2 separate regions of the Homo sapiens genome follow, and region 2 is linked to region 1. Evidence: chromatin contacts called from ENCODE Hi-C data. All regions are on one chromosome and are shown on one strand. Each heading gives the region's core, a stretch centred on a gene start or an enhancer-like site at or near the end of the contact. The rest is flanking DNA. Distances are from core to core; before and after follow the strand shown.

Evidence for each region. Hi-C counts contacts between places; a loop is a spot of excess contacts on that map. Pooled maps may share reads with other maps.
Region 2: a loop to region 1 is called in a map with no recorded cell type, with 1.8 times the contacts of the local background. The contact joins two enhancer-like sites. A Hi-C loop is called at or near these places in 3 of 37 single-sample maps with no recorded cell type and 3 of 50 pooled maps.

What each region holds. Positions count from the first base shown.
Region 1 is chr2:183,487,533-183,492,920 of GRCh38, forward strand. No RefSeq gene overlaps it. Among named protein-coding and RNA genes, the nearest start is that of NUP35, 370 kb to the left of the region's middle. Within about 2 kb of position 3,564, at least 2 of the 41 ENCODE cell types and tissues checked have a DNase peak (open chromatin) inside an H3K27ac peak, as active enhancers do.
Region 2 is chr2:183,990,095-183,995,811 of GRCh38, forward strand. No RefSeq gene overlaps it. Among named protein-coding and RNA genes, the nearest start is that of MIR548AE1, 390 kb to the right of the region's middle. Within about 2 kb of position 3,062, at least 2 of the 41 ENCODE cell types and tissues checked have a DNase peak (open chromatin) inside an H3K27ac peak, as active enhancers do.

The DNA of each region.
Region 1 (5,388 bases), core at 2,314-4,813:
AGCAGAGGAATGTTACACAAAAGAATACAGTGTTTTTCGTCAATGCATTTTTAAAATAGCAATCATGTTTACTAATATTTTCTTTTCCCTTAAGCAGCAAAGAAAAATTGTTATATGGTTTGACAATAGCAGGTTCAGTTCCACATGGGTACATGTTCCCCCCAAACTCCCTGTTACACGGTATTAATTGTTCTTGTTTTACTTATGAGAAAACTGAGGCTTAGAGAGGTTGAATTAATGTGCTCAAGATCGTATACCTAGTTAACAGTAGGACCCCTCAGATTTGTTCATTTCCAAGGCCATGTGCTTTTTTTATACATCATCTTCCAGGATACATTGCTCAGCTCTCTCAAACTCAGAGTCTTTACCAGTAAAATGGTGATGCCTACCTCGCTGGGTGGTGGTGAGGATTAGAAATAACATATGTAAACTTTCCAGTGCGGTGACTGCCAATGGTTATGTTCAAGAACTGATAGCTTTTTCTGTTATTAAGCAGGTGACAGGTGAGCGTCCCAACAAGTAGGCAGGCAGACACAGTGTTAAAAAAAAAGTCTAGTAGCAGGCACTGAACGGAGGTCTAGATAGGTACCCAGTAGATTTCAGGAAAGTCTGATAACAGTAAGAGCAATTAGCTCATTCTAGACTGAGAATGAACAAGGGAATGGCCTAGTTTTATAGAAAATGAAGGTAAGAACCTAGAAAGGCAATGACTAAGCTCACTCAATCCAGAATGAATTTGACCACTAGCACCTTTCGAGAACAATGGAACACACCCCTAAAGTGTGTAATTGCTAAATAATCGAAATGTTTAAATTTAAAATAATATATTTGCTAAAAAAAAAAAAGGGTCCAATCATTTTTTAAAGCCCAAGCATGAGAATAATAGAGGTCACTATTTATTTAAATTATGGTCTGGATTTGGAATTCAGATCATTTTTAATTTGTTATTTCACATGTAACCATGAGTAAAATTTTCTTAGTCTTTTTTATGCAGTGTAATACAGGTTTGACATTTTAAAAAAGTGATGATGTGTGACAGCAGCAAGAGTACTTTTGAATGTGACTATATGACCTGTCAAAGAATTTACATCAGGTCTTTCTGAAGTGCTGTCATTCTCATTCACAATACAGGCCCTCAAGCCCCTCACTGCCCCACAGTAAAGGCTGTCACCCAGTCAGCACCAATTTCATTCTTGTGTGATATTGCTGATGTGTATCATGCTCTTGTTAAATTCACTGTAGGTCAACTAACTATTTCTTCTAAGTGACTCAATCATAAAACATAAGGCCCACAAATACCTAGAGAGGTATAGTAACTGGCATGTTTATGATAGTTGCATTAGGAACCTGATGAATTGGGGTAGAATCTGAATTTAACTTGAATATCAGTAAGAATGAAATTGTAAAAATTCTAATAAATTTATTTTGTATATTTGTATATTTTTTCAAAGGAATTTGGTTAATTACTTTAAATTACTGGCTGTCTTTTGATTAAAATGGGTTGATTTTAGGGCTTACTAAAAGCATTCAAATTGCTGTTCATTCATTCGCTCATCAAACTTTCCTTGAGCCAAGTGCTGCACGAAGCACTGAAAATACAATAACAACTAAGATGTGGCCTCCATTTCCCTTGGCATTACAGACTATTAGAAGAACAAATATCATTGGATTAACAAAAATCAGCATAATTTTGTTCTTGATCCTGTAAAAAAAACTTTCCTAGCCTTGCTTGAAAGGTGTAATGTATTAGATGTGGAGTGCTTTGGAAGAGGTGTGGAAGAGCAGGAAAGTAATACTCTCTTTTTTGATTCCTGGTCTATATCACGCTGGTATCCTTCACTTGTATCTGAGTTTCCCTATATTTCTTAGTGAGATGGAGGCTCACTCTATTTGTGTTAGACTGAGGGTTGTTGTCTTTGGATTTTTTTTTTTCTTTCAGGAGGAATTGTTGCTACTCAGTCTCTGCATTCTCCACTTCTGTTAGGAGTCTCCCTTTATAGGTTCCTAACTGTAGGATCTGAAGCAATCCTTCTAAAATTATCTCTTGCCTTCCTGGAACTATAGAATAATCTAGAAAAGACATGAAACTGTGATCAAGTCTCCTTGACACTTGTGTGCATTTCTACTCTATTGCTCTTTTAATTGTTATTTAAGTATATTTTACTTTATGTATTACAGAATTAGTATCTGTTTTTTTCAGGGAAGAATCCAAAGAAAATGGAGAAGAGAAGAAACAGAGAATAAGTATTTGCAATGCTATCTTAATACCTAGATAGAACCACTTGATATTTTGTAGTCAGTTCCTCTGATCATCCTTAAGGCACTCATATACACTTTTTCTGGGAACAAAATTGGGATTTGGGTAGAAAAACATTTTAGAAGTAGAAATGCATGGGCAAAGAATATGAACATTTTGAAAACATATTACCAAATTCATCTCCTAAGTCAGTGTAGCAATTTATACTCCCACAAACACTGTGTAAAAATGGCTGCACTTTTGAATTTGCCAAGATGGGATATGATATTTTATTTTTTTTAAATGTCAGTTTGATAGGTGAGCTCTTTCCATTTTTATAGATTTTTAGTACAATTCTTGGGCCCTGATTGCCCATTGATTCTTTTTTAGCTATGGATCTTGGGATCCTTCAAATGTCTTGGTTAGCTCAAAATATTTTTCTATCTATGATGCTTATCCTCCTGCTTGCAGCTCCATCCTTTATGCAAAATTGCTCTGGCTCCTTGAAATTGGTTTGTTTTTGCTGTTGTTGGTAGTTATTTGTCTTATGGTTCTGTCTTATGCATGCATTAGATTTTTCTGTCACTTGCTCCTCTTTTATTCAGAAAGTGGCCTGCTTATAGGAAGGTCGCCAGAGAACATAGATAGGCTTCTACTCTATTCTTTCACTACTCTATTAACATGCCAGTATTCAATGCTCACCATCTTGCGCACAACATTCTAGGAAAGTACAGGGTCTGCCCCCACACTCATTCAGTTTATTGTTCAAGGCCCTCTGAATAGGAAAAATACAATATGATTATTTTGGTCAAGAAAACAGAAACCACTCTAAGTATTTCAGCCAGGATGGACCTTAATTTAGAGACTTACAAGCTTGCATAGCTGTTTGAAAGAATGGAGGAGCAAAGTTCAACAGCCATATAAAGTACACTGGAACGATGTTTTCTATATAGAGTATTTGTGTTTGATGATACCCTTGGTTAGACTTAGGTCATTTCCATAGTGAGTCTTCATCTATTTCTCTGCCTGTTTGCATCTTAGGAAGCGTTCAGTTCTTTTTATGAATCACTGCTTTCTGTTAGAGGCTGTAAGCGTTTTCATAAAGAATAATAGCCACTTCACCTCTGAATGGCACACTAAGGTTGGCCTAGCTGCTGGTATTGCCATTTTTCTGACAGGAAACAGTAATATTATGTTTCTTGAAGTTGCCTCCCTTTACACTGTTCCTTCAGTCTTCCTTGTTTGCTGTCACCTGACTCAAGTTGCTGAGCCACAGCTTCTTTATATCTGGCTGGGGTCCATCCTCTAATATACACCCTCTAATGGTGAGTTGCAGTGAGCGGAGCCTCAGTGCTGTGAACTGGCTGTGCTCCAGGCTTCAGCTGCTGACAAATCTTCCTTGGCATTTGATGTTAAGTATAGCTCTCAGATGATGACTACTTTTTTTGAAGCTGCATGCAACATTTTGATAGGCTGTTATTATAAACCAGAACCTAAGACTAGAAACAGGAATGGGAAGGAATTTTCCATGCAAAGAAGCCCGTTAGCAGGGGTTGTTCTTTTCTGTATTCATTAATGTAGAGTCTAAAGATTTTTAGCAGAATGTGATCCAAAAATCAGAAAAGACAGTCTAGGGCACAGTCACCCTCAGGGTGGCTTAAATTTGTGGCCTTGGCAAGCAGCATTACCAGAAACCTCAGACAGCCTTTCACCTAGGATGTCTTTGAAAATATGGATAGTTATCTGTCATGTATACCTTCAAGAGAAAGTATTGCCTGATATGGACATACAGGAAAGAAAAATGTCAATTGACTCCAGCAGTGATCAATATCCCTCACTTTTATTAACTTCATGCCAGTGTTTCCCAAAGTGCTCTTCAAACTTTGAACCTTTAGATATATTCCATAAAAGGCTTTCATGGTCAAAATAGTTTGGGAAATGCTGTAATTTTTACCTACATCTAGGGACTCACAGTTAGCATTACAAAACGTATGACAAGTCTTGCAGTAACAAAACCTTTTTAATTTTGTTTAACTTAGCACCCTCTTCGTTTTTCTTTTTTTGATCACAGGCTTTTTTTTCATTTTTTAAATTATACTTTAAGTTCTGGGATACACGTGCAGAACGTGCAGGTTTGTTACACAGGTAAACATGTGCCATGGTGGTTTGCTGCACCCATCAAGCCATCATCTACAATAGGTATTTCTCCTAATTCTATACCTCCCCTTGCCCTCCACCCACCAACAGGCCCTGATGTGTGGTCCCCCTTCCTGTGCCCATATGTTCTCATTGTTCAACTCCCAGTTATAAGTGAGAACATGCAGTGTTTGGTTTTCTGTTCCTGTGTTTGTTTGCTGAAAATGATGGTTTCCGCTTCATCTATGTCCCTGCAAAGGACATGAAATTTTTTTTATGGCCACATAGTATTCCATGCTGTACATGTGCCACATTTTCTTTATCCAGTCTAATATTGATGGGATTTTGGGTTGATTCCATTTTACCTCTGTATCACTTTGATGAACTCTTGTTGAGAACTGAGATTACTACCCCTTCCCCCCAATTATCTCCTGTGGGCAACTATTTTATTCTAGATGACTATACCTGAGGTTTCTGAACTTATTCTGAGCATTGGCTCCCATGGCAGTCAGGTACATTAACACCTTCCAAAAATAATTTTTTCTCTTGCTTATTTCAAGGTTTTCTCCTTGACTTTCAGCATCTTTACTATGATGTGTTTGTTTGTGAATGTCTTCATATTTCACTTGCTTAGAGTTTGCTGAGCTTCCTGGATATGTAGATGGCTATTTTCCAATAAATTTTCAGAAGTGGTCAGCCATTATTTCTTTGAGTATTGTTTCTTATTCTCTTTCTTCTCTCTTTCTGGTACTCCCAAAAGTACCAGATTCATTTATGTGGGCGTTGGTCCGCTATTGGCGCCTACATTCCTCTGAGGCTCTGTTCATTTTTCTTCATTCTTTTTACTGTCTGTTCGTTGTTTTGCATAATCTCATCACAACCTTTACTGTTCCTGAGGGTCCTCTTAGGTTACAACTTTTCCATACTCTGTCTCAAATGCAGTTGATTTCTTTGGGAAGAAATTAGGAGCTGTTTTTTTCGTTTTGTTTTGTTTTTTCTTTTTTAATGGCCTGCTT
Region 2 (5,717 bases), core at 1,812-4,311, 500 kb after region 1:
ATTTTTGATGTACTGTTGAATTTGGTTTGCTAGCATTTTGTTGATGATTTTGGCATCTATGCTCATCATAGATATTAGCCAGTAGTTTTTTTGTTGTTATTGTGTGTTTACAAGGCTTTGGTATCAGGCAAATAGAATGAATTAGGGATAAGTCATTCCTCCTCAAATTTTTGGAATAATTCTAGTACCAGCTCTTCTTTGTACATCTGGTAGAATTTGGCTGTGAATCCATTTGGTCAAAAGTTTTTTTCTGTCGGTAGATTTTTTATTACTGATTCCATCTCAGAACTTGATATTTGTCTGTGCAGTGTTTAAATTTCTTCCTGACTCAGTCTTGGGGGGTTGTATGCTTTCAGGAATGTATCCATTTCCTCTAGATTTTCCAGATTGTGCAGAGGTATTCATAAAAGTCTCTGAGTATCATTTGTATTTTTGTGGGATCAACTGTACTGTCACCTTTGTCATTTCTGATTTTGCTTATTTGGATCTTGTCTCTTTGTTCATCTATCTAGCAGTCTATAAATTTTGTTTATCTTTTCAAATACCTACTTTTGGTTTTATTGATTCTTTCTATGTATTTTTCGTTTTCAACTTCTTTCAGTTCTGCACTGATTTTAGTTATTTCTTTACTTCAGCTAGCTTTGGGCTTGTTTCATTTTTGTTTTTCTAGTTCCTCTGGTGTAATATTTGATTGTTAATTTGAGATCTTTCTAACTTTTTGAGGTTGGTGTTTAGCATTATAAACACTCCTCTTAACACTTTTTTTTAACGCTACATCCTGGAGATTTTGGTATATTGTTTCTCTGTTTTCATTTATTTCAAATAATTATCTTGATTTTGTTATTTAAAAGTCATTCAGTAGCAAATTGTTAATTTCCATGAACTCTGTAGTTTTGAGAGATATTCTTGGTATTGATTTCTATTTTTATTCCACTATGGTCGAGTATTGTTGGTATGATTTCTTTTTTTTTTTTTGTATTCATTAAGATTCCCCCAAGGATCTCCTATATGGCTTGTCTATGGGTTAGGAATTCTCTTAGTGCTTGCTTGTCTGGAAAAGCTGTTATTTCTCCTTTGCTTGTGAAGCTTAGTTTGGTGGGATATGAAATTCTTGGCTGGAATTTCTTTTCTTTAAGAATGCTGAAAACAGGACCACGACCTCTCCTGGCTTATAAGGTTTCTGCTGAGAAGTCTGTTCTTAGCCTGATGGGTTTCCCTTTGTATATGATCTACTCTTTTTCTCTAACTACCATTAAGATTTTTTTCTTTAGCATTAACCTTAAATAGACTGGTGACTATATGCCTGTTGATCTTCATTATGTATAGTATCTCACGGGTATTCCCTGGATTTCTTGTCTCTGGATGTCTATTTTTAGCAAGATTAAAGAAGATTTCTTAAATTATTCCTTGAAATATATTTTCCAGGTTGTTTACACTTCTATTTCTCTCAGATATGCCAATAATTTGTAGGTTTGGTAGCTTTACATACTTTTATATTTCTCAAAGACTTTTTTATTTTTTTAAATTCTTTTTATTTTTCTCTGAGTCTATCAGTTCAAAAGACCAATCTTCAAGCTCTGAGTGTCTTTCTTCTGCTTGGTCCATTCTATTGATGAAGCTTTTAATTTTTTGTTTGTTTGTTTTTGAGATGGCATTTTACTCTGTTGCCTAGGATGAAGTACAGGGGCAAGATCTTGGCTCACTGCAACCTCCACCTCCCAGGTTCAAGAGATGCTCCTGCCTCAGACTCCTGAGTAGCTGAGATTACAGGAATGCACCACTACGCCTGGCTAATTTTTAGTATTTTTAGTAGAGACAGGGTTTCATCATGTTGTCCAGGTTGGTCTCGAACTCCTGACCTCAGATGATCCACCTGCCTTGGCCTCCCAAAGTGCTGGGATTACAGGAGTGAGCCACAGCACCCAGCCTAAATTGTATTTTGAAATTCCTTAAGTGAGTTTTTTAAGCCTAGAAATTCTGATTCATTTCTTTTTAAGATGTTTATCTCTTCCTTCATTTCCTGGATTGCTTTAGGAGTGTCTTTGTTTGATTATCAACCTTGTCTTGGATCTCATTCAGCTTCCTTGCAATCCATGGCTTGAATTATTTGTCATTTCTGAGTTTCCATTTCAGTTAGGGTGCATTGCTGAAGAGCTAGTACAATCCTTTCTTGGTGTCACTGCATTCAGATCTTTCATTTGGCCAGAATTCTTGCACTGGTTTCTTCTCATCTGGAGATCCTGGCACCTCTAAGTTTTGTAATTATTTTTATGTGGGTAGGATTTTTTCTTTTTCTTCCTTTCCCTACAATGTTATTATTATTTTCTTCTTTCTCTTTCCTTTCCTCTCTATTTCTAGGAGTTGTAAGGCATGCTGGTAGGGTCTCTTGGCTTTGTTTCTATAGCGCTATGCATTTCTTTCAGCAGATTTTATATTAGGCTGTGGAGTTTGACATGTAAGCCCATGGATGGTGCTTATTGGTAAGAACAGACTGTGGCCAACGTGGCTGGGTATATACATAATCCTTATTTACTGGCAGCTCTCTGTTGCCTCAGGCATTGGGATGATTTGTGGAGTATACAGTAGTTTGAGCTCCCTGTTGTGCCCTAGGAGCAAGAGACTGAAGGGTGGGACCAAAACAGACAGGTTGACCTATGGGTCCCCCATGCCAGGCAGAGGCACCAGCAACAAGGGGAGAATCCAGTGAGTAGCCACCAAGCACCCAAAGGTGTACCTAGGTGTGGAGGTAGGAAGCCACCTACTTCAGCTCCAAGTTCTCTGCACAGGAGTAAGGGATGGCCTAGATTTCTAATCTAGTAGAGTGGGTGCTCCAGATGTCTGGAGATCTGCCTGGGCATGTAGCAGAGTGGGTCCTGCTGCACCAATATTTCTGCACAGGAGGGGCTGGGCAACTCAGACTGCTGATTCAGGTGATCTTGTGCTCCAAATGTCTCGAAATATGCCTTGGTTTGGAGTGGAGAAGGCCTCACTACACCATAATCTACATTTGGGAAAAGTGGGGCAGCTCAGGCTGCTGAATCAGGCAAACAGGTGCTTCACAAGTCTGGAGATCAGCCTGGGCATGGAGCAATGAGGGCCTCTTTGCATCAGAAACTCTGCACAGAAGGGTGGGGCAGGTCAGATTGCTGATCCAGATGAGCAGTTCTCTGAATGACTGGATTTCTGCCTGAGCGTGGAGCAGAAATGATCCCCCAGCACCAAGCAACTCAGGCTGCTGGACTAAACAAGCAGGTGCTCTGAATGCCTGGAAATCTGCCTGGTTGTGTAGTAGAAAGGATTCCCCTGTGGCTGGATCTCTGCACAGGAAGGGTGGGACAGCTCAGCATGCTGATTCAGTCAAGGTAGTACTCCAAATGTATAGGATCTGCCTGGGAATGGAATAGAGAGGGCCCCCCACACCACAATTTATGTCCAGGAATGGTAGTGTGGCTCAAGCTGCTGAACCAGGGTAACAGGTGTTATGGATGCCTTGATATCTGCCTGGGCATGGAGCATAGAGCCCCACTGCACAATCTATGTCCAGGAAGGGTTGGGTAGCTCAGGCTGCTGGTCCAGGCAAGAACATGGTCCAAATTCCTGGATTTCTCTCTGGGGGTAGAGCAGAGGGGAGCCTCTACTGCACCATGATTTCCAAGGAGCAGCATGGGCTACTCAGCAAAGTCACACACAGATGAGTTCCATGTCACCAAACTGGGCCTTGGTGCAAGTCTTGTTACCCAGGAGAAACCACAGCCGTAGGAGTTCTCTTCCTGCCCTAGGCCTGCTACAGGGAGGGCACAATTTTAGCCATACTGCTGAGGCACTTTCTGGCTGTGGAAGTCCCTACCCCACTCCAAAGCAGATACTCTAATCTCTGGTCTGAGACTAAAATGTTTGCACAGCCACACTGCCAGGTAACCAAGGAATGAATAATGAAATAATGAAAGCATCATTATCTGCAAGTAATGTGATTTTATATGTAAAAATTTCAAGACTCTACAGCAAAACTATTGAAATTGTTAAGTTAATGTATCAAGTTGCTGGGCTCCATTATGTATTACAATATGTTATATGTTTATACACCAGCAATAAATTTGGAACTTGAGAAAATAAGGTATTTTGATTTTGCCAAAAAATCAAAATATATAAATTACCTAAGAATAAATCTAATTAAACATGTACAAGACCTCTAAACCGAAAACTACAAAATATATTGGGGAGTAAAGTAGAAAAGTATCTTCATTATTTTGGGTTAAAAATTTTTCCTAAATGGGACAGAAAACTACTAATCATGAAGGAAAAAAATTACAAATTAAACTATGTGAAAATGAAAAACCTATACTTACCGAAAAATGTCATTTACTGAGCAAAAATGCAGGCCAGAGAATAAATGGAATTATTTGCAGTACATATACCCAATGAAGAAAGTTTTATATCCAGTGAAGAAAATGCAAATTACTCCTACAAGTGATTGAAAAGAAAGAAAAAGACCATCTGATAGAAAATGATTTCAAAAGTCTATAAGATGAAATAGAAAGTATGCATGAAGCACTGCTACTGCATACCAAAGTATAATGCTTATCTCAAAAAAAAAAACCACTAAGATTGCTTGGATTATGAGCTGAACGAGCTGCTTTTCTTCATGGAACACCATTTTCATTTGAAAAGTAACAGACAAATTACAGTTATTACAATTTGGGTATTTGTCATCAATTTTCTTTGTTAATCATAAAATTTGAATTTTCAGGGAAAAAATAGAAATTTTAGAAAATTTGCATTCACCACTGTAAGCTTGAAAGCTTACAGTGCAGAACACTTAGCTATCTGATTAGATCATTACTAATATTAACAAATGTGGTGGTTTTTATATTGTATGATATATATGTCAAAGTTTGGAAGATCTGCATAACTCAGTGAGCTAATGTTTTACAAATGACCAATGCATGAAGTAACACAATCTAGCAAGGGCTAAATTCCATTAAAATGAAAGAGAGATCAAGAGATTTTCATATAATGGAATATAAAAACTACAATGATATTTAGATTCCACATTGCAACTAAGTTTAAGAAACTACCATTTGTTGAGTTTGGGCATATTATCAGAAAGGAATAATAATAAATTATTTTCAGTAAAATAATCTGAAAAGATTTCTCTCTTTTCTAACTATATAACTACATGAGGAGAGAGTCTTATTATATACTTCAACCAAAAAAATATATTGCAACTTACTGGATGCAGAAGAAGATATGAGACTCCATCTGTCCTCTCTTAAGCCAGAAATTAAAGAAATTTGAAAAAAATATAAAACATTACCACTTCTTAGTTTCTTTCTGTTTTAGGAGATATCTTTTTTAAATAAAAATAATGTGACTATTTAATGGTACTATTATTGATATTTTAAAAGCATTAATAAACATTTTAAAATTTGTCAGTTTTAATTTCTAAGGCAATAAATATTAACAGATATAACCCACATAAAGAAAAGCTCATTGGAGTCCCCACTGACTTTCAAAATTATAAAAGGATGTGGAGACCAAAAGTTTTAAAAACCATCATTGTTGAGCTGTGAAATGAAGCGAGAGAATCTGAGAGGTGTGCCATGTGGCCGGAGACTGTAGAAGTCAATAGAGAAAACCCTGAGTTCTGAGATTGGCAGAGTACCAGGGTGCTGATGGGCCTTTAGATCTGGTTTATTTGAATGACATTATAGATTTCA